Regions from separate parts of the Mus musculus genome. Here region 2 is linked to region 1. A link is a loop called in an ENCODE intact Hi-C map of the cell type or tissue named here. Cell type or tissue: left cerebral cortex. All regions are shown on one strand. Links, peaks and the distances in the headings refer to the core of each region. The heading gives the core; the rest is flanking DNA. Region 1 holds the start of C2cd4b (C2 calcium-dependent domain containing 4B). Region 2 overlaps Vps13c (vacuolar protein sorting 13C).

What was found. Hi-C counts contacts between places; a loop is a spot of excess contacts. Peaks named below come from ENCODE experiments on the same cell type or tissue, not always from the same donor. Only the 100,000 strongest peaks of a DNase experiment are listed, where the experiment ranks them.
Region 2: a loop joins it to region 1, with 3 times the contacts of the local background. A loop is called at or near these places in 2 of 42 quality-filtered maps.

Annotation. Positions count from the first base shown.
Region 1 is chr9:67,754,957-67,764,242 of GRCm38, forward strand. C2cd4b (C2 calcium-dependent domain containing 4B) reads left to right here and starts at 4,481. Exons shown (of 2, transcript NM_001081314.2): 1 at 4,481-4,560; 2 at 4,728-5,977. The coding sequence starts at 4,768. The coding sequence ends at 5,790. It overlaps M5C1000I18Rik (RIKEN cDNA M5C1000I18 gene), which reads right to left and starts at 5,274. Exons shown (of 2, transcript NR_153961.1): 1 at 4,192-5,274; 2 at 3,757-4,087. In left cerebral cortex, for the core only: a CTCF peak has its summit at 3,848 (motif pointing right); DNase peaks (open chromatin) are centred at 3,879, 4,425 and 5,382; H3K4me3 peaks cover 2,176 bases; H3K27ac peaks cover 1,305 bases.
Region 2 is chr9:67,952,139-67,961,424 of GRCm38, forward strand. It overlaps Vps13c (vacuolar protein sorting 13C), which reads left to right. Exons shown (of 85, transcript NM_177184.4): 62 at 796-900; 63 at 1,586-1,750; 64 at 2,400-2,528; 65 at 2,794-2,927; 66 at 3,529-3,655; 67 at 5,363-5,598. Among named protein-coding and RNA genes, the nearest start is that of Gm20745, 69 kb to the right of the region's middle. In left cerebral cortex, for the core only: no CTCF peak of the experiment used is centred there; a DNase peak (open chromatin) is centred at 5,530.

The DNA of each region.
Region 1 (9,286 bases), core at 597-8,596:
GTGGTCTCCAGGAAGTCTCTATCCACTGTGGTATTGGCTGCATTTAGCCTGTGTGTAAACAGATGGCCTGTCTGTGGGAGAAGCCCCAACTTTAGTGTTTTGCTTTTAAGTTGAGTAGGGGCTTCTTTCAAAAGCCTTCTTCCATACTATCTCTCTGTAGGTTCTTGCTCTTGGCTGGGAATTTACTTCCCTGCCATTCATCTTGTGCTGTTTTGGGAAGCTTTGGTCTGTTTTTGTATTTTAGAGACCAGACTTCTTCTTCTGTTAGCCCGACTTTTCCACAGGCCTTTTTGGATGTAAGCTTGGGGTTTAACTGACATAAGTTAGGGACTGTTTTGTTGTAGTTAAACCTGGGTCTTCCTCCCAGCCCCACGCTCCCAGAAATAAGACTCAGACTCAAAATATATTTATAAGTAACTTGGCCATATATCTAGGCTCTATTCTGAGTAGATAATAACCAAAATAACCCAATTATTTTAACCTACATTCTGCCACATGGCTGGTTACCTGTGCCCAGTACCATGAGTCTGTCTCGTCAGTTCTCTTCAGTGACTCTCTCACCTTCTCTCTTCCAGAATTCTTTCTCCTCCAAGATATCCCACCTCTATTTCATGCCTAAGCTGCAGGCCATAGGCTTTTTAATTGACAGGTGATGAATCCATACAACACTCAAGATATTCTCTCTACAATGTATGGTTTACCCACATGTATGTATACGTACAACATGCATGCTTGATACACTTGGAGACACACAGAGGGAATCAGATCCCCTGGGATTAACATTATAGATGGGTGTGAGCTTCTATGTGGACGCTATAAATAAAACTTGGATCCTCTGGAAGAGCAGCCAGTGCTCTTAACCACTGAGCCATGTCTCCAGCCTCAAGATATGGTTGGGAGTCACAAGCAGGCCTTAGTAATGGCTCAGCCCTGTATTCCTATATTGTTAATGACAAACTTCCATTTCCTCAGCCTGAGTATTAGATTTCCATTATTATCTCAAGGATTAAATAAATATAATGTTTGCAAAAATGATTAAGGGTTCTATGTACATTGTACCAATGTGAAGGAGAAAAATATCTGACATCAAAGGAGAATGTCTAATGGTTGCTAAAACGTAACCACAAATTAGTCTAGATAGTTACTGTAAAGATGCTTTTAAGAAGGTTAGGAACAATGTTGTACCTCCTCAAGGGAGACAAAGGGCACTGGATCCACACTTATTACATAGTTCTGCCATTCCACCCTAGCACACGCTTCCAGGGTGCTTTCTGCCTTAGAGAAGGCCCTTCAACAACGGCTCTTCAGCCGACTGACCTGCTGAATTGGGGAATCAGATGGTCAGAGACCCCCAAGATCACCTCTACGTGAATTTGGCTTTAGCTGGATGTTACTGTTCCCTGGCCCTGGTGGATCCATATGGATCAATACTTGTCCAATCACAAACAAATCTACTAGAGAAATGTGATTAAGAATGTTATTTATACAGACAGAAATTTCACTTTTCCTCATATTTAAGGATCTTGACACAATGGGTTATTTCCAACATAAGGATAGTAGAAAATACACAAAAGTAGACCCAGGTGTTTTAAGAACAAACATTGTTCCAAAGCGTGGTGGCACAGTCTATAATTCCAGCATTCAGGCAGCTAGCTGAGGCAGGAGGATCACACAAACCCAAGGCCAGCCTGGGCCTGTCTCAAAAGCAAGCAAGCAAACAAATGAAATTCTGGGTTTCAGATAAGTCACACACAATACCTTAGTTAGGAAGGAAATGATCAGAAATTAGCAAGAAAAGACTCAGCAGCTGTGGCCTAGTTCAGTCTGAATGACCCTACGAAAGGTCTCTTGTGTGCACCTCAGTTTCCCATCAGGCAAACAGAGACATCTGCCTCACTGGTTTATTATGAGAAATCAAATAATGTAGCTGGCTAGTGAGATAGGTGGTTGGAAGCACCTGACAGTCATAAGAACTGGATGGTAGATTACTATCAATGTAACACAATATAACTCATCAAATATTGACTGAGACCTTAGTATTTGCCGAAGATTGTATCCCTGGTGCTGGAATTGAAGGGTGGGGGGGACTGAGTAAGATGGTAGGTTAATGACCTAGACAAGGTAACTGGAATGAAGGCAATTTGGGGCTCTACCACAGGGATTTTATTGGATCATAAATACACTCATAGCGGTGCCTTTGTTCTTCTCATTTCCTCCTCCCATCCAGACTTTTACTATTCATTTATGTTTCTAAAACTCATGACACATAATGGTGTCTCAAGGAACTCTGTGACTTATGTACTAGGAAACTCTATTAGGCAAGAAAAAGCTGCCAATCAAAATTTCCAAAGTATCATGAGAAATATAACAGCGGTCTATAGACTGCTTGGCGGGAGGGAGACGAACTGCAGACAGGGAATTAGGTCATGGAAAGCTTAAAGAAACCACTGGAAAAACCAGACTCCAAAGGATGATTACTGATGCCTGGTCACCCAGAAGGGGGGAGTGGATGGTGGCTGACAACCTGGTGATTTTTTTTTTTTTTTTTTTTTTTTTTTTTACTATTCTAGGGAGCCAGCTTTTCTGATTCCCCTTAGTCCCGAGCTTTGTCTCAGCAAATAGAACCCTTCCTCCTGAAGGAGGTCCCATGTACTTTGCATCATCTACCAATAGATTCCATCCTTAAGCCGAGTATACATCCTTACTCCTTAGCCCCTAGCCAGGAGCACTGGTCAGCAGTCAACAGAACCCATTCCTATCGTAAAGGTCACAGGCGCTTTCCTACTTTGCTAGGGAGTTCCTATGTCACTATGCCTAAAGCTTTGTTCTAAATGTCACCCGGAAACCTTTCTCCAACATTTTACTGTATTTAAAACGTAAGATAAAAATCAACCCTGGGGTCAAACTCTTCCACTTTCAAAGGTGGTGCTGACTCAAGTTTCAGTCTTTTTCTTGCATGGATCTTTCCCCTGCCCCTCTTGAGGCTTGCAGGGTCCCAACAGTTCCTGTCAGGGCTGATGCATACAGAAAGTTAAAAGTCAGCTGTGTCTGGTGGCCTCTGCCGGTATTTCCAGCACTCAGGAAGGACTGCAAGTTCAAAGCCTGCCTGGGTTACACTGAATTCAAGGACAGCCTGGGCACCTTAGCAAGGACCTCTCTCAAAATAACTCAGTAGGTCTGGGGATGTGATTCAGTAGCAGTATTTGTTTGCTGTGTGTGAGTCCTGGGGGTCATTCATAATTTCCCACCCCCTTAGAAGACACAAAACAAAGAAGAGGCATTTCAGCCCCGGGAAGTAGCACATGGCAGACACAGAGCAGATCTCCATACTAAGAGGCTCTCTTTAGCCTTCGTGGAGCTTCCCCAAACCCTCATTTCATCTTTCTTTTATTATTATTATTGTTATTACTTTGGTTTTTTGAGACAGGGTTTCTCTGTATAGCCCTGGCTGTCCTGGAACTCACTTTGTAGACCAGGCTGGCCTTGAACTCAGAAATCCACCTGCCTCTGCCTCCCGAGTGCTGGGATTAAAGGCATGCGCCACCATGCCGGCCTCATTTCATCTTTATCTCAGAAAATAAGAGTGTCTTTGGATTAACTGTAAGGTCCCCCTGTCTATCCCCACCGACCTCCACTTCCCCATCACCCCAACCCCCTGCCTCTGGATAGGTTTGGCTAGGGCAGAAAGAAAAGGGTAATTTTGGAAAATCAAGTATTTTTAGGGATCTGCCCAAAATCTCCCCCCAAGTCATTCATAGGATTTTGCACTTTATTTATTTACCCAAATCACCAGTACTTAGGGCATCAGGTAGCCCAGACCATGGTGATATCAAGGACAGTCCAGCAGAGGGAGACAGAGGCTAACTAAGCTGCTGACCCGGGACTTAGTCAGTATCTACGATTTTTGAATTAAAGTGAATGCAACCACTTTACTCCAACCTTTTAGTCCAGTGTCGAATCCAAGCAGTCTGGATATGTTAAACGTAGGCGGACTAATGCGTTTTCAATTTCGCAAAACGTTCTGCACATAACCCCATCCTAAACGGACATGCCAAGTTTAGTCTGTGCTTGGAAACAGGTATGCATCCTGAAAAATAGAACCCAGGGGAGCTTATGAGTCAGGTGCCCAGTGGAAGGATCGGATTTACTTAGTTGCTAAATTCAACTTCACGTTTCTTCCTCCTTCCTCACCTTCTCTGAGAGGCCACAAACACTTTGAACTACCAAATTCTCTTTCGCATGGTGACAGGATGCCCTTTACTCATCTGTAAATGGCGCTCCAGCAAAGGGACAGCCAATGTAAGTCCCAGAGCCAGCTCCTGCGACACCTATACAGCTAGCAGCTGGAGATTTAGTGGGAAGGGACGGCTGAAAGGCGGGTTCGGTCTGTTACCTCTTCGGATTGGCCTCTTGGAGCCTGGGCGTGACTTCCACTAAGGTATAAGTTTGGAGCGCCACTGTCACAGCTGCAGTGCTGAAGGTGGAGCCCTAGCTGTGAACTACACGTCACCTGCTTCGTTCCTGCGACTAGTCGGACCCAGCGAGACTGAAGAAGAAAAGGTCTGATTTCTATATATTCATGTATATAGTTTGTTACCATGAGGATGCTCCAAAGGTTGATTCGTGCTGACCCGGAGCCCTAGATTTGTGGGTACTTCCAGAGGGTCAAAGAAGGGATCCACTGGACTTCAGGAGCCCAAATTCAACAGTTTTTCTCTGTGTTGCAGACGCTCGTGTATCCGCCACGCTCGGGCATAAGCTAGAAGGATGAAGCTTCTCGGTCGACTTCGCTCCTCCACTCCTGAGCCTGCCTTCTCCAACGTGCTCACCCCGGGCCGCATCCCAGAGTTCTGCATCCCCCCGCGGCTGCAGGTCCCCGGCGCTCTCGAATCACCGCTTCCCGCTGCCGCACTGCCTTGGCGCTGCGCGGCCGAACCGGACCTGTGGCCGCGCATCCCTGACGACCGCGAAGACAGTGACGAAGACTGCGCGGGTCGCACCGACTGGGACCCGCGCTCCCAGGCTGCGCTCTCGCTGCCGCACCTGCCCCGCGCGCGCACCGTTTACGGCTTCTGCGCGCTGCTCGAGAGCCCGCACACGCGCCGGAAGGAGTCGCTCTTCCTCGGCCACCCCGGCACCCCCAGGCTGGGACTTTGCCACCGTGCGCACACCTACGCGAGTCCGCGCCGAGCATCGGACTCTGAGCTCGGCGCCCCGCGCGACCTGGACAAAACCCCACCAGCCGCTCCAGTGCCCCGTATGCGCCGCCTCCTCCGCGCCCCCGATGGTCTGTTGAGCCGCGCGCTGCGGGCTCCCCGCGGCCGGGCCAGCGCGCGCCCCGCGCCCCGCGGCGACGAGCACGAGCGCGCCGCTTCCTGCGCGCCCCCGGTCCCCAGCAGCCCGGATCCCGAGCGCCTGCAAGCTGAAGCCAGCGTGGCTCTGGGCCGCGGGGGTTGCACGCTGCGCCTGGCGGCCGAGTACTGTCCGCGCAGCGCCTGCCTCCGCCTCCGCCTGCTGCGCGCTGAGGGCCCGGCCGCCGCGCTGGAGCCCCGCGCCCTGGGCTGCCGCCTCAGCCTGGTGCTGAGGCCGTCGGGCCAGCAGCGCGCCAGTGTGGTCCGCCGCAGCCGCAAGGCCGCCCTGGACCAGGACTGCTGCTTCGATCGGCTCCCGGAGGAGCAGCTGCGCCGCCTGGCCGTGCGCATCAAGGCGGAGAGCAAGGGCCGCGGGCTGGAGCGCGGACGACCGCTGGGCCAGGGCGAGCTGCTGCTGGGCTCTCTGCTACTGCTATGAGCGCGGCTTCCCTGGTGCTCTGGACATTTAAGGTTGAGTCGCCTTGAGATGCACAGAGACTCTTGGCCCTCAGATACTCAAGGCCTCTTGACAGTGGCTTATCCCCGGGACACACACAACAGCCTTTTGGCTCTGGTGCACTTTCCCTTTTGTACAAAATAAAAGTTATTTATTTTTCTATCTATAATCTTGCAGCATTGATGTTTTTTCACTTTTCTGATCGCTTTTTGGAAGCAAAAGGAAAAGTAATGCCCCCCCCCCCGTCTATTTACAGTATCTGCTCCTTTTCCAGACCATTTTAATAGTAAAAAGGGAAAACCAACAACGTAAAGAACGTATTTACCCCAGAGTGGAAGAATAAGAACAGAAGCACACTCACATGCTTGCTTTTCCCCACTGGAAGGAAGGTTCATTCACTGGTGAAGTGCTTGCCATGCAGGCGAGATGTACTGAATCCTGTCCTGGTAAACCTATCTTTAAAAAGCTGAGGCCGGTGATACACAATTGTAAGCGCAAGGCTGGAGAGGGATAGACAAGCAGCTACATCCTTGGTGTTTGATAACTCTCCAGTCTAGCCTTATTGGTGACCAATGGGAGACCCTGTCCCAAAGAATAAGGTGGATGACAATTGAACAACATCAGAGGTTGTAACTTGACCTCTGAGGGCAATTGTGCACACACGATATTGTGATAATGTTTTCAACATCATTCCAGACAGATCTATTACAATGTTTTTACAGAGTTAGGTGGTGTAATTTCCACTCTCCCTTCAATGCACATATAATGCACATAGAACTCTCTTCTAGTACAATGGCGTTGGTGAAGAGAATCCCCTCTGAGAAGAAATAGAACCCTTTTGAAAGAGAATTCTTCATATATTGTGCGAGCAGAGGTAAAGGAAGAAAATAGGAGTTCAAGGTGATGGTGGGGGTGGGCATTCCTTTTGTTTCTTCCTGGGGGGGATCTTTGTGGCCTCTGTAAACAAGCTGGTTTTGTGGCCTTGTTCCCATTCAGCTGTGTTTCAGTTACACAGTGATTAGTTTTTTCAGTAGGATTTCCTAGATGAGTTAAAATCAGTTGTCTATTTCTTGAGCTGTGGGTTCTAAGAGGTTCTAAGAAGTTTTTATTTTCTTGTTCACTTTTTTTTTAATGTGCATTGGTGTTTTGTCAGCATGTATATCTGTGCCAGAGTGTCAGATCCTGGAGTTACAGACAGCTGTGAGCTGCCGCATGGGTGCTGGGAATTGAACACAGGTCTTCAGGAAGAGCAGTCTGTTCTCTTAACTACTGAGTCATCTCTCTAGCTCCCAAGAATTTTTGAAATAGGTCTATTTTTATTATTTTTTAAAAATTATGTATAGATGTATGCATGTGCACTAGAGGGCAGATACCAGTAAGGCCAGAAGTACCAGATGCCCTGGAGCTGGGGATACAGGAAGTTGTGAGCCATCTGACTTGAGTTCTAGGATCTGAACTTAGGTCCTGGATCACAGCAGCCAGTGTTCTTAACACCTGGGCTGTCTCCCCAGCCCAGAAAGAGCTTATTAAAATCCTGAGTACGATCACAAATCCTGCATTTTTAAATATAATTTTCAGTGGACAAATTAGTGCTTAAAAATCATATAACTGAAAACCGAGAACTCATTCCAGATATATTTCCACAGAGCCATGTAGCTAGCACACAAAGCTGACCTTAGACAGGAACCAAGGTGTCCTGGCTGCTCCAGATGACTGGCCTACCCTGTGCTGTCTCACAAGTCATTTGAGCCTCTTCTTTGCAATAAGTGTCATACTAAGAACAGAGGGCACAGCTATGAACAATATACACAAGTGGATAGCTAAATAAATAAAACTTAGGAAGAAAAAAAAAGAAAGAACAACAAAAAAACCCCAAGTTTTATTACAGTAACTACCAAAACAAAGCAAAAAACCCCAAACAAACAAACAAACAAACAAAACAACTAAGGAAGGTAACAGGTTTGGAGAGCGGCAAATGAAAGACAAGTAGCCAGGAAGATTTCTGTCCTTGAGAAGGGAAAAATTCCAAAAGGAATTCCAAAAGGAAAGTGTAACTAACTAGCCCCTTACTACAATGTTATAATGCCTCAGCAAGTTGTATTCATAGCTCTAAGCCAAAACTCTATGTTTCTTCCCAGTATCATCTTTCCTAGTCCTTTATAAATGGCACAATCATGCTTTCTTTTTAAATCTCTGTGTGTGCATGTGCATATACTTGCATGGGTGGGCACATGCTCATCTCTGTGTGTGTGTGTGTTCATATGTGTGAGTACAGATGTGCACTTGCCATGTTAACCTTAGATATTGTGAGACCCCGACTTAGAGTGTTTCTCCCTGGAAGGTAAAGCCCCTGGACGTTCCCCAAGCTTGTTTTCCCTGATCTCTAAAAATGCAGCCAGAAAAAAAGCTCTTTGTTCTCTATAGCCAGCAAAAAGCCTTTTTGTTTCTGTGCCTAACAGCCAGAGATGCGATAATTGTAGGAAGACCTACAAGGACATGGAGATAGATGCTGGAGGGGAGGCTGCAGCTCCCCCCGCCCCCAGAAAGGAGCTGTAGCCAACTCCCCTCCCAACTGCTCCCAACTCCTCCCAATTCCTCAGCTAGCTGTTAAAAGCCCCTTACTGTTACCACTTGGGGTCAAACTCCCCTGCCCTGCAAGGCTCGAGGAGTTCGTCCTCAGCTAGCTGATAATAAAACCTCTTGCAGTTTGCATCAGGTGAGGTTTTCTCTAGCGTCATTGGGGTGCTGACCAGCTCATCCCAGAATTTGAGCAGAGGCCCAGCTTCGGGGATCTTACAGTATCAACCATCACCTTTCACCTTATCTGGGTCAGAGTCTTTTTGTTTGCCTCTGTACACTCTGGGTCAGGTGCCCTGCAAGCTTCCAGGGATTTTCCTACCTCTGTGGCCCATCTCAACATAGAAGCACTATGCTAGCTTTATATGGGTTCTGGTGATCCAAACTCGGGGACTGAGGCTGGGATAGCAAGCAGTTTACTTACTGAGCCTTCTCTCAAGGTCACAAACATGTCTTCTGTCACTCCAGTCTCGTGTAGTTGTCCTTGACTCATCTGCCTCATGTTTTACTTTACTCTTATGAGAACGTCACCTCTTCACAAAGTCATAGCTGGTACCCCTGTCCTCTTGCCCTTACAATTCTTTATTTTCCTTTTCTTCCACCCTCCTGTGTGTGTCACTGTTACTACCCAATGGTGTATTACACAGTTACTGTGTAGTTTGCACATTTTCCTTTTTATGACAATGTATGCTTTACAAATGCAGAAATTTGGCTTACATAGTCATTGCTTTGTCTCAGACACCTAAAACAGAGTACAGCACACATTAGCTAATCAATCATTGATTGCCCAAACTGAATGTAGAAAGGAAAGATGGGATAAACAGAAAGAGCAGGTGGACCAAACTCTGAGTCAGTGCAACATTCCAAAATTCAATAAAGGAGATGCCAGGGTATAGAAGAC
Region 2 (9,286 bases), core at 888-8,887, 200 kb after region 1:
TGTTGTATCTGTTGTTCATTCTTAGATACTGCTCATCGCTAATGCATTTTCTGTTTACAGTGACTTTACCTATCCCAGTCCTGTTGCTTAGATCCATGGGACTCAAATCATCTCAGTGTCCATTATTGTCACTTAGATGGCTTTGCAATTGTTTGCTTAATCCTGCCCTTAGGTTCACTTTAGTGATTCTGGACAGAGCCTGAGAATGTGTCTGTAAACAGTCTCAGATGCAGCTGCTGTGTGGGAGCAACTCTTTAGAGTTCAGGTCAATATATGGAGTTGCCTCTGTGTGTCATCTTGGGCTGTCCTTATGCTTGTTATGATCTTGGTGGATGGGTAGGGGTAAGCAGACTGGCAGGGCACAGGCCAGTCTCTTCTGCAAGACTCCACCTAAATCCCAGAGGAACGCCACCATCCTCTCCCCAGCTGCGTTTTACACCTCTTGTGTGGTGTCATAATTCTTAGAACGTGCTTCCTTTTATCTCTGTTGAGTTCCATGCTCACTGAAGACGGCAGCTGTGTCCCTTTAAAACTAACATGAGGGACGTGTCTAACTTTAGTAATTATAATTAAATAATTAAAGACAAATTTTCATTTATTGCTAAGGTGAATGGGATGGTCAGGGTTATACTTCTCTTCCTTGGTTCCCTATACCCATTCAGTATGGTTGTGACTGTATTTTTCTGTGTTTCAAGATACTGGGGAAATTTCTATAAGTCTAGAAATTTTTCTATGAAGTAAAATTAGTTTCATCTTTTAGGTTTCTTACATGATATCATATATTCTCTTGTGTAGGTACAGCTAAAAATTTCAACCAGTGCCTGGTCCAATGGTTTCTCACTGGACACTGTGGGCAGTTACGGGTGTGTGAAGTGCCCGGCCACCAATATGGAATACCTGGTAAGAGGGGCTGCTTCATGACCTTTGGCTTCATTTGCTTCCCCACACTTCAGCAAACAAGCCGGCTCCTAAGGAGCACAGAAGTCTGAAATCAAAAGTTCTTTGGAAGATGGTCTGCAGATTTCTATTATTTTATCAAAGCAGAACTTGAATTTGTCAAAATTCAAATGGGTTGACTTCATTGGATTGGGCAACTTTAGTAATATTCAAGATACATTCAAATCTTCATTCCATATACCCTGTCAGTTATATCTTAAATCTTAAGCCTGACTACTTTGAAAATCTGAATAATCGGATGCCACATGACCCATTTTCTACTGCTTCAGAATTCTGATTTTATTGGTAATAGACAAAGCAATTAAATTTGAGCCTACTAACTATAAAGCACTTAACATTTAGATTATTAATAAGTAAAAAAAAAAAAACAACAACAAACCAGACAGTAAATCGATCATTGCGAGATGTCATTGAGCGTGTGATCTGTGTTTTGTAGTTGATTTCTGGTAAAGCTGGTGTGAGAAGCCAGACCTTTCTGTAGAGGACAATAATAGAATACAGCTTTTACTAGTTACTTATCTAAGACTCCTAGTTTATATATTCTCAGTTGCACGTGTGTGACCTATGTCTTCATTTTTGACACTGAATAAAGAGCAGGAGAATGACCTTGTTTGTCTCCTTCCCTCAGGTCGGGGTTAGCATCAAGATGAGCAGTTTTAATCTCTCACGAGTAGTCACTCTGACTCCCTTCTGTACTGTTGCAAATAAGTCCTCGTTAGACCTAGAAGTTGGAGAGATTGCTTCAGATGGTTCCATACCCACCAACAAATGGCACTATGTTGCTTCGTCAGAGGTAAATTTCCCTAAGATATGGCTGATTCCCAAAATGTACAGATAAGCATAGACACGCATATGTGTTAACTGTGACAGCAACTACAAAAGATCTTTATTTCACCCTATTAGAAAATAATTGGTAATATTTTCTATTAGCTCAGTCTAGATGGCTAGCAGTCATTTTCTAGTTATCCCCATATGACTAAAATTGATCCATGAACTTGGCAAGGCAAATGCAGTGAAGAGTGAGATTTTTAAGTACACAGGAGATGGAGGCATTCTTAATCAGTAAGCTCTTGAGTTTTTTATAATGTAATTGCTATAAGTACATATAGATTAATAGATTTTTATTCTGATGAATGCACTGTGGTCTCATGATTATATCAGTAGGGTTTTCTTTTTGTTTTGCTTTTTTGTTTTTGTTTTTTTAAATGGGTTCTTGCTGTGTAACCTGGGCTGGCCTTGAACTTAGGAAGCTCCCGCTTCAGCTTCTGCGTGTGCCACCACACCCAGCTCGTCAGTGTTGTCAGGGTTTTTACTATGAGGTATAGAGGACATTTGAACAATTTTACTGATATTTTATTAAATAAGATCTAGACTTGAAAATTTAATTACCCAATGTGTTTAATGAACCGCTGTCTTATGTCCTGGTATTATACTTTTTTCAGTGTATTCCATTTTGGCCTGAAAATTTGTCTGGCAAACTTTGTGTGAGAGTGGTGGGCTACGAAGGCTCTTCCAAGCCATTCTTTTACAACCGACAAGACAACGGCACTTTATTGAGCTTAGAGGATCTGGTAAGTCTTCAGATTGCAAAATATCATGTCTTTGACTTTTGAAAGTTGACTGAACTTTTCCTGTGAGTCATGCTATAGAGATCTGGAGATGCCTTGTAGGGCTTCTGGGGGCATTTTAATGACAACACACGTTTGTGGGAGCCAGAGCCAGTGAGAACTTTAGAGATAAGGGACGTGTTTGTAAAGCTGATTGAACGTGGGATGGGTCCATGCAGTTGAGATACTTAGCCAGTAGGCTGAGCACACTTCTTCTTCTCTGAAACAGAATGGAGGCATCCTGGTGGACATAAACACTGCTGAACACTCAACTGTCATAACCTTCAGTGACTATCATGAGGGGTCTGCGCCTGCTCTGATAATGAACCACACACAGTGGGATGTCCTCACGTATAAACAGAGGTATGAGACAAGGCGGGGTTAGATCTCCACTTTGCTTTCAATAATCCATGGTCCTTTCTGGGAAATGTTACAGTTTCACACCCCAGATGGCTTCAGACTTGACAACGGTGGTAAGAGGCATGTGCTGTTTATTCCTAATGCACTGGCAAGTTTTGACATAGTATTCACCAAACACATTTATATTTCTACAGCAAAACTTACGTGTCTGATATGAACTGGGACAAAGAGATGCTTTTAAATATCCCAATCAACTCAAATGGGTCTTTTTGCCAAATGGCTTGAGAGCAAACCTGAGAAAAATCTTTGGGCTTTGGGTCTTTATAAATTTCAGAATGCAGACAAAGGTCTGTGAAATTATGTATTAAACATTATCCTTCTCTTAGTCACTTGGTAATGGCAGTGACCCCGTTCCTGTAAATGCGTGTCTGGAACTGTGCTGCACTGACATAGTCTGTCTGCCCAGGTGCCAGAACTGCTAGCTACAGGGCGTATTAGTGTACTTGTTTTGGGGCTGAGTTGTATGTTATTGACTAAGCAAGTTTATAAGGCCTTTGTGGTGTCTCAAGGCCAGGACATGCTGATCTTCTGTCAACTGTTTCAGTGGGTCACAGGAGGAACTAGTATTGCTGCCAGGAGAAACTCGACTCTTTGCCTGGGCAGATCCCACTGGCATCAGGAAACTCACTTGGAACTATGCAGCTAACTTTGGGGAGCATGATCTCTTAAAGGTACCCTTTGATATGGAAATGCTGTTTTCATGGAAACAAAGTGAATTGAAATGTTCTAAGACTGTTCCTTTTGTGTTTTATACTGCAAACCATTTGTATGAGTCGTTTCTCTGGTTGCTAAGATAAAGTGCGATGCAAGGCATCTTTAAGGAGGAAGGTGTTTGGGCCTCTGATATTCATGGAGCTACAGTCTGTCAAGGCAGGGAAGTTGACGAAGCTGGCCACATTGTGTCTGGAGTGATGGAGCAGAGGTGAAAGCCAGTGCTCAGCTTGCTTTTTCCTTTTGATTCAGGCTAGGACTCCAGCTCCAGCAAGCGTGCTGTCCACATTTAGGCTTATTTCTCTATTTCTGTTCATTTATTTAGAAAATCCCTCATAAGCATGTCCAGAGATTTGTCTCCAAGGTGATTCTAGATCCTATCAAATTGGCAATCAGTATAAACTATTACAGGCGAATCCCTGGTCAACCACACAGCCAGCCATTTACTTTTATACCAGCCTTCCATCTCTTGGCCCTGTGTTGTGACCATTTAATAAGGCAAAATGCATTCAGTCAACCTTCACAAGACCCTCTAGTTGTTAAGAGTCCCAACACTGTTTAGAACTGTGAGTCTTGGACAATCATGAAAAAGTTACATATTTCTAACATACTGTGGCATAGAGTAAACATTTCTAGTCCAAAAACGGGGGGTGGGGGCAAAGCATGGAATGATCATATGCAAACGAGAGAATCCAGCAGGGAGAACATGAAATCCTGCAGCTCCATGCTCAGCATCTAGGGCTTGTGGAGGAATCACCTGAGGTACAGAGGGCTGGGTCACCCTGCTCTGCCAGCTCTGCTGCCTGCAGCAGACACAGCCCCTCTCTCTGAAGCACCCTCACCTCCATACCTGAAGCTTTTCTCACAGATGCCCCCTGGGTCCAGCATCTCAAAAATCCTGGGATTTCCACTGCCACTTATTTACCCCTGTCACACACATAGGCACACACATAGGCACACACATAGGTACACACACACACACACACACACACACACACACACACCTCTTCTTATGCTGACTTCTTTTCTCAGCAGGAACTGCTCTCCAGTTGGAGAGACAGGCAATCATCTTACCACACTGGTGCTAGTAAAGCAAGCTTGAGATCCTGCACAGAGCCCTGCCACACTAGCCAGGGACGCAAGCCAAGGCACTGCTCTGTCGATGATAGGGAAAACAATGATATGTGTGTGTGTGTGTGTGTGTGTGTGTGTGTGTACATGTGTGTTGGCACATATAAGAGTCTGTGAGTGCATGTACTTATGGATGTAGCACCCTCAAATTGATTTCTGGTGTCTTTCTCAGTCATTTCCTACTTTATCAAGACAGGGTCTCTAATGGGGCTAGTCTAAGGAGCCAGTTTGCCCCAAATTCCTCTGCCTCAGCCTCCAAAGTGCTGGGATTGCAGGCAGCCACTCTCCTTCCTAGCTTCTAAATGGGTACTAGAGCTCTAAAATGTAGGTCCTGCTTACAGACCTGCCTTATCCGTGGAGCCATATTCCTAGACCTGGTTAGCGTTCTTGTTATTTTTATGTAAGTGCTGGCTTTATGTCAGTTTGATGACTGGAGTTCTCTGTCTTACAGTCAATCTTTCGAAGCTTTTCTTTTATATCCAGCTTTAAGTATGAAAATTCTGTCCATGTTTAACTCAGTGTCTTTCTTTCTCCAGGATGAGTGTGGTCAGTTTCCGTACGATGCGAACATCCAGATACACTGGGTGTCCTTCCTTGATGGGCGCCAGAGGGTTCTGCTTTTCACAGATGATGTTGCTTTGGTTTCCAAAGCACTCCAAGCTGAAGAAATGGAACAGGCCGATCACGAAGTAGCCTTGTCGCTCCACAGCCTCGGGCTCTCTCTGGTTAACAATGAAAACAAGCAGGAAGTCTCATATGTCGGAATCACCAGGTATATACAAAGAGAGATAAGATGCAGAAGTCTTTAAAAAGCCCCAAGTTCACAATATACATTTAGTGAGACTATATACAGATAGATGCATGTCCTCAATTTGACATATGTACTAAGTAAATGTTTGGACTGCCAGGTGATAGATAGGTCCAGAGTCTCAGAGGACTCAGGGGCCTTCTGTGCTTTCACAGTATTCATGTCAGTTGGCAGGAAAGACAGTCCATCCGTCAGCCCTTCCCTCCCTTCCTCCCTCCCTTCCTCCCTCCCTCCTTCCCTCCCTCCTTTCTTCCTGTCCTCCTTCCTTTCCTCCTCTTTCCTTTTTTGTTTTAAAAAACGAGTTATAAAAACATTGAGAAAAACTGAAAATAGTATCTGCATCTGCAGTAGAAATAATTCATTTATGCAGTGGAATTTGGGGAAACTAGTATGCCTTGAGAGAAGCCACTAGAAATAAATTAGAAAAAAATGTTTATAAGGGAAGCAAGACACACACACACACACACACACACACACACACACACACTGTAATATGTATTTGTGGGTTCAGGAACACACTGATGGGTCATTGAAGGTTAATGTTTACAGACGATAGCATGTTGCGGAGCACACTTCTAGGAGAGTTCATATTCCAATATCACACACAACATTGCAGGAACAACACTGAGTGGAGTCAGGCCCTTGTGGCAGCATCTGGGTTCCTTGTTACAGATCTCTGAGGAAAGGGGCAGGTTCCCCAAGTGAACAGCTGCTAAGTTCTCTGATACCCCAGCAGGCAGCCTGGAGAGTGTGGGAAAGGAAATGTGTGGGCACCGGTAACTACAGGTACTGTGAAATGTCAGAGCCCTGTAAACTCACTCCCTAAGTGAGACATCTAACTGAGAGCTTGTTAGCTAGAAATTCGCTGTGCCTACCAGCGTGTGAGAAGGGAGAGTCCAGCCAATCCCTCCATACTTGAGCATCAGTTTCCTCTGGATTTTAAGTTTCGTGGTTAGTTATTATATTACTTATTATTAGTTAGTTATTATGTCATTTATTATTAGCCATTATGGCTATTTAGAACTTTCACACCCATTAATTCCTCTGGTTCAGTTTCTACTGAGAAAACACTTGTATGGTTCTCTTGTCTGCTAATCACAGTGAGTTTGGTAAAAGACTTATTTAGAGGACAGTTTTCCCCCAACAGAACAACAATCTCTTTAGATGCCCTAAACATGAGGGTGCTTTCCCAGGTTTCATGGTTTTTATCAGGAAGAGCTGCTGGATTTATGCAACACATAGGAAACATCATTAGCTAGTCTCAGTAAGCTAGGTAAATTAAAATATTATAGATTCATATTTATTTCATAAACGGTTTTCTTTAATACACCTCAGTAAAGTATGAATGATAAGTCACAGTGAAACCACTGCCTGTTTATGTATAGCTTTTGATTTCAAACCAAAGTGTTTAATATTGAAAAGATGGGGAACACCCAAATAATATTTTATGAGAAGTGAAGTTATATGAGGTTCACAGTGCACAGCCCAGGAGTGGTTGGGGCCACTATTTATTGTTGCACATGTATGAGGTTCACAGTGCACAGCCCAGGAGTGGTTTATTTATTGTCACGCATGTGTAGCTGCTTTCTCGCTGCTGCTCTGTGCACTCAAATCACAATGAATATTGTCTTGCTATATTGCTTATTTATTTATTCTTACTCTGGATACCCATCGTGTGAAAACAGGAAGAATGGGCTTTGAATGTCTCTCTTTGAGGGCATAGTAGAATACACATTATTTTTGACAAAGCATTAACTTATTGCATCGTGCAATTATCGCTGTGCCAGAAGAATATGGAAGATACTGCCACTTCCAAACTAAGTGTGCATGCAGGTGAGCAGGGGCTGGAAAAGTTAGAAAGCTGTAAGACAGAATGTCTCACCACAACACAAGTTTTCACAAAGATCACCATGAATGAGGCTATAGCCAAAGTCAGCTTCTGAGGGACTCCTTTGCTAAGTCTAGCAAGGAAAGCCTTTTGTAGTTGATCCTGTCTGATTGTGGCAGCTAAAGAAATATGTGCAGAGATGATAAATTACCTAAGCCCATTAGTGTTTCTGTGAGGACAGTTTTACATGGACTTGAGGACATTCAGAACAACATCAGTCAGCTACAAAGGCTGGCGACACAGATGGCTCTCCAGCTCTGAGGAGTCAGCTGGTGCTCCCTTGCACTCAAGCATTGTGTATCTGAGAAGTCAGGGCAGAGCTTAAAATGGATGGTGAGAATCTTTTCAAATGGGGAAGATAAATTCTGCATGACTGAGCTGAAGTCTAAGATGCATTATGACTGCGAGCACAATCTTAGTTGGTCAAGTTCATAGAATTTTGAAAGTATGAAGCACTTCATACCTTCTGTTCTTTGTGTTATGTGTCAGCAGATGCTTGGTAGGAAATACTTGATCTGTTGGGTGTTGTCAAACTCAGTCTGTGCTTTAACCCCATCGTTCCTGTGGCTTGATGGCAGTAGAAGCTCATTGTCCTGTGTCTTACTACATAGCAGTTGAATGACGTAGCACTAGAAGTCTCTCACTGAACTCTTCAAATTCAGAGCCCTGAGTAAATAGTCACCCCCATGCACTGTTCTCCCACTCTTAACTAGAACTGGAAGCCATCTTGCTCAAGGAACTGGCCATGTTTCTGTATGAACTTTAATTGAGAATTAGAAAGCCAGATGACAGTGCTTATGTGCAAAATTTATGTTGCCACAAACTCAGTTTTAAGATAGGTAATGCTTAAATCATAAGCCATGTCAGACCGTTGATGTGTATTTCCCATGCTGTCTTAAGTTAAAAGGTCTCTAATGCCCATATGTTTGGAGAAGACATATTTTATATCATAAGCCTTCAGTTGGAACAACATTTTTTCTGATCTTGGTGTGTGTGTGTATGAAGAAAATGTTTGTATTTCAAAATCTATCTGTCCAATTGAGGAACTTTCTTGTAATCTGATTATTCACAATGTGCTGATGGGCAGAAAGGCAAGTATTAACACAGTAGTCTCTTAGAATTTTATAAACCCCTCAGGGGTAGTAAATAAAATAAGAATAAAATAGATGCAGTGTTCTCATAGATTGATGTCAGTACTTGGCAGCAAATGTCTATAATGATGTTATAAAATAGTTGTTATAAATCAGCACAAATATAGGGCTGGAGAGATGGAGCAGAGGTTGAGAGTATGTACTGTTCTTGTAGAGAATTTGAAGTAGAGTCTCAAAATAAGCACCCATGTTGGGTGACTCAAAAAAAAAACTCTTATGTTTCTGATGCCCTCCTTTGGCTTCCATGAGCACTACATGAAAGGACACACATGCGCACGCACACGCGCACACACACACGCACACACACACACACACACACACAGTTGCATAAACACAAATCTTCATTTTTAAAATTCCACTTGAAAAATTCACACCTGATTTTGAGAATCAGGAACAATAACTATGTAAAATGTTGGCTTATTCACAAGAATTTTTTAAATAGACATCTTTAGTTTTTTTTAATATTTTAAGTTTCATTAGTTAAAAATTTTATGGAAGCTTTTTTTCTTTTCTTCCCTTGACATGGTCAATGTACAATCTCTGTGGTCCTGTACAAAAACAGTCATTGGCATGATGGATGCCAGTGTGCTGCCATGAGAGATATTTCCCCTAG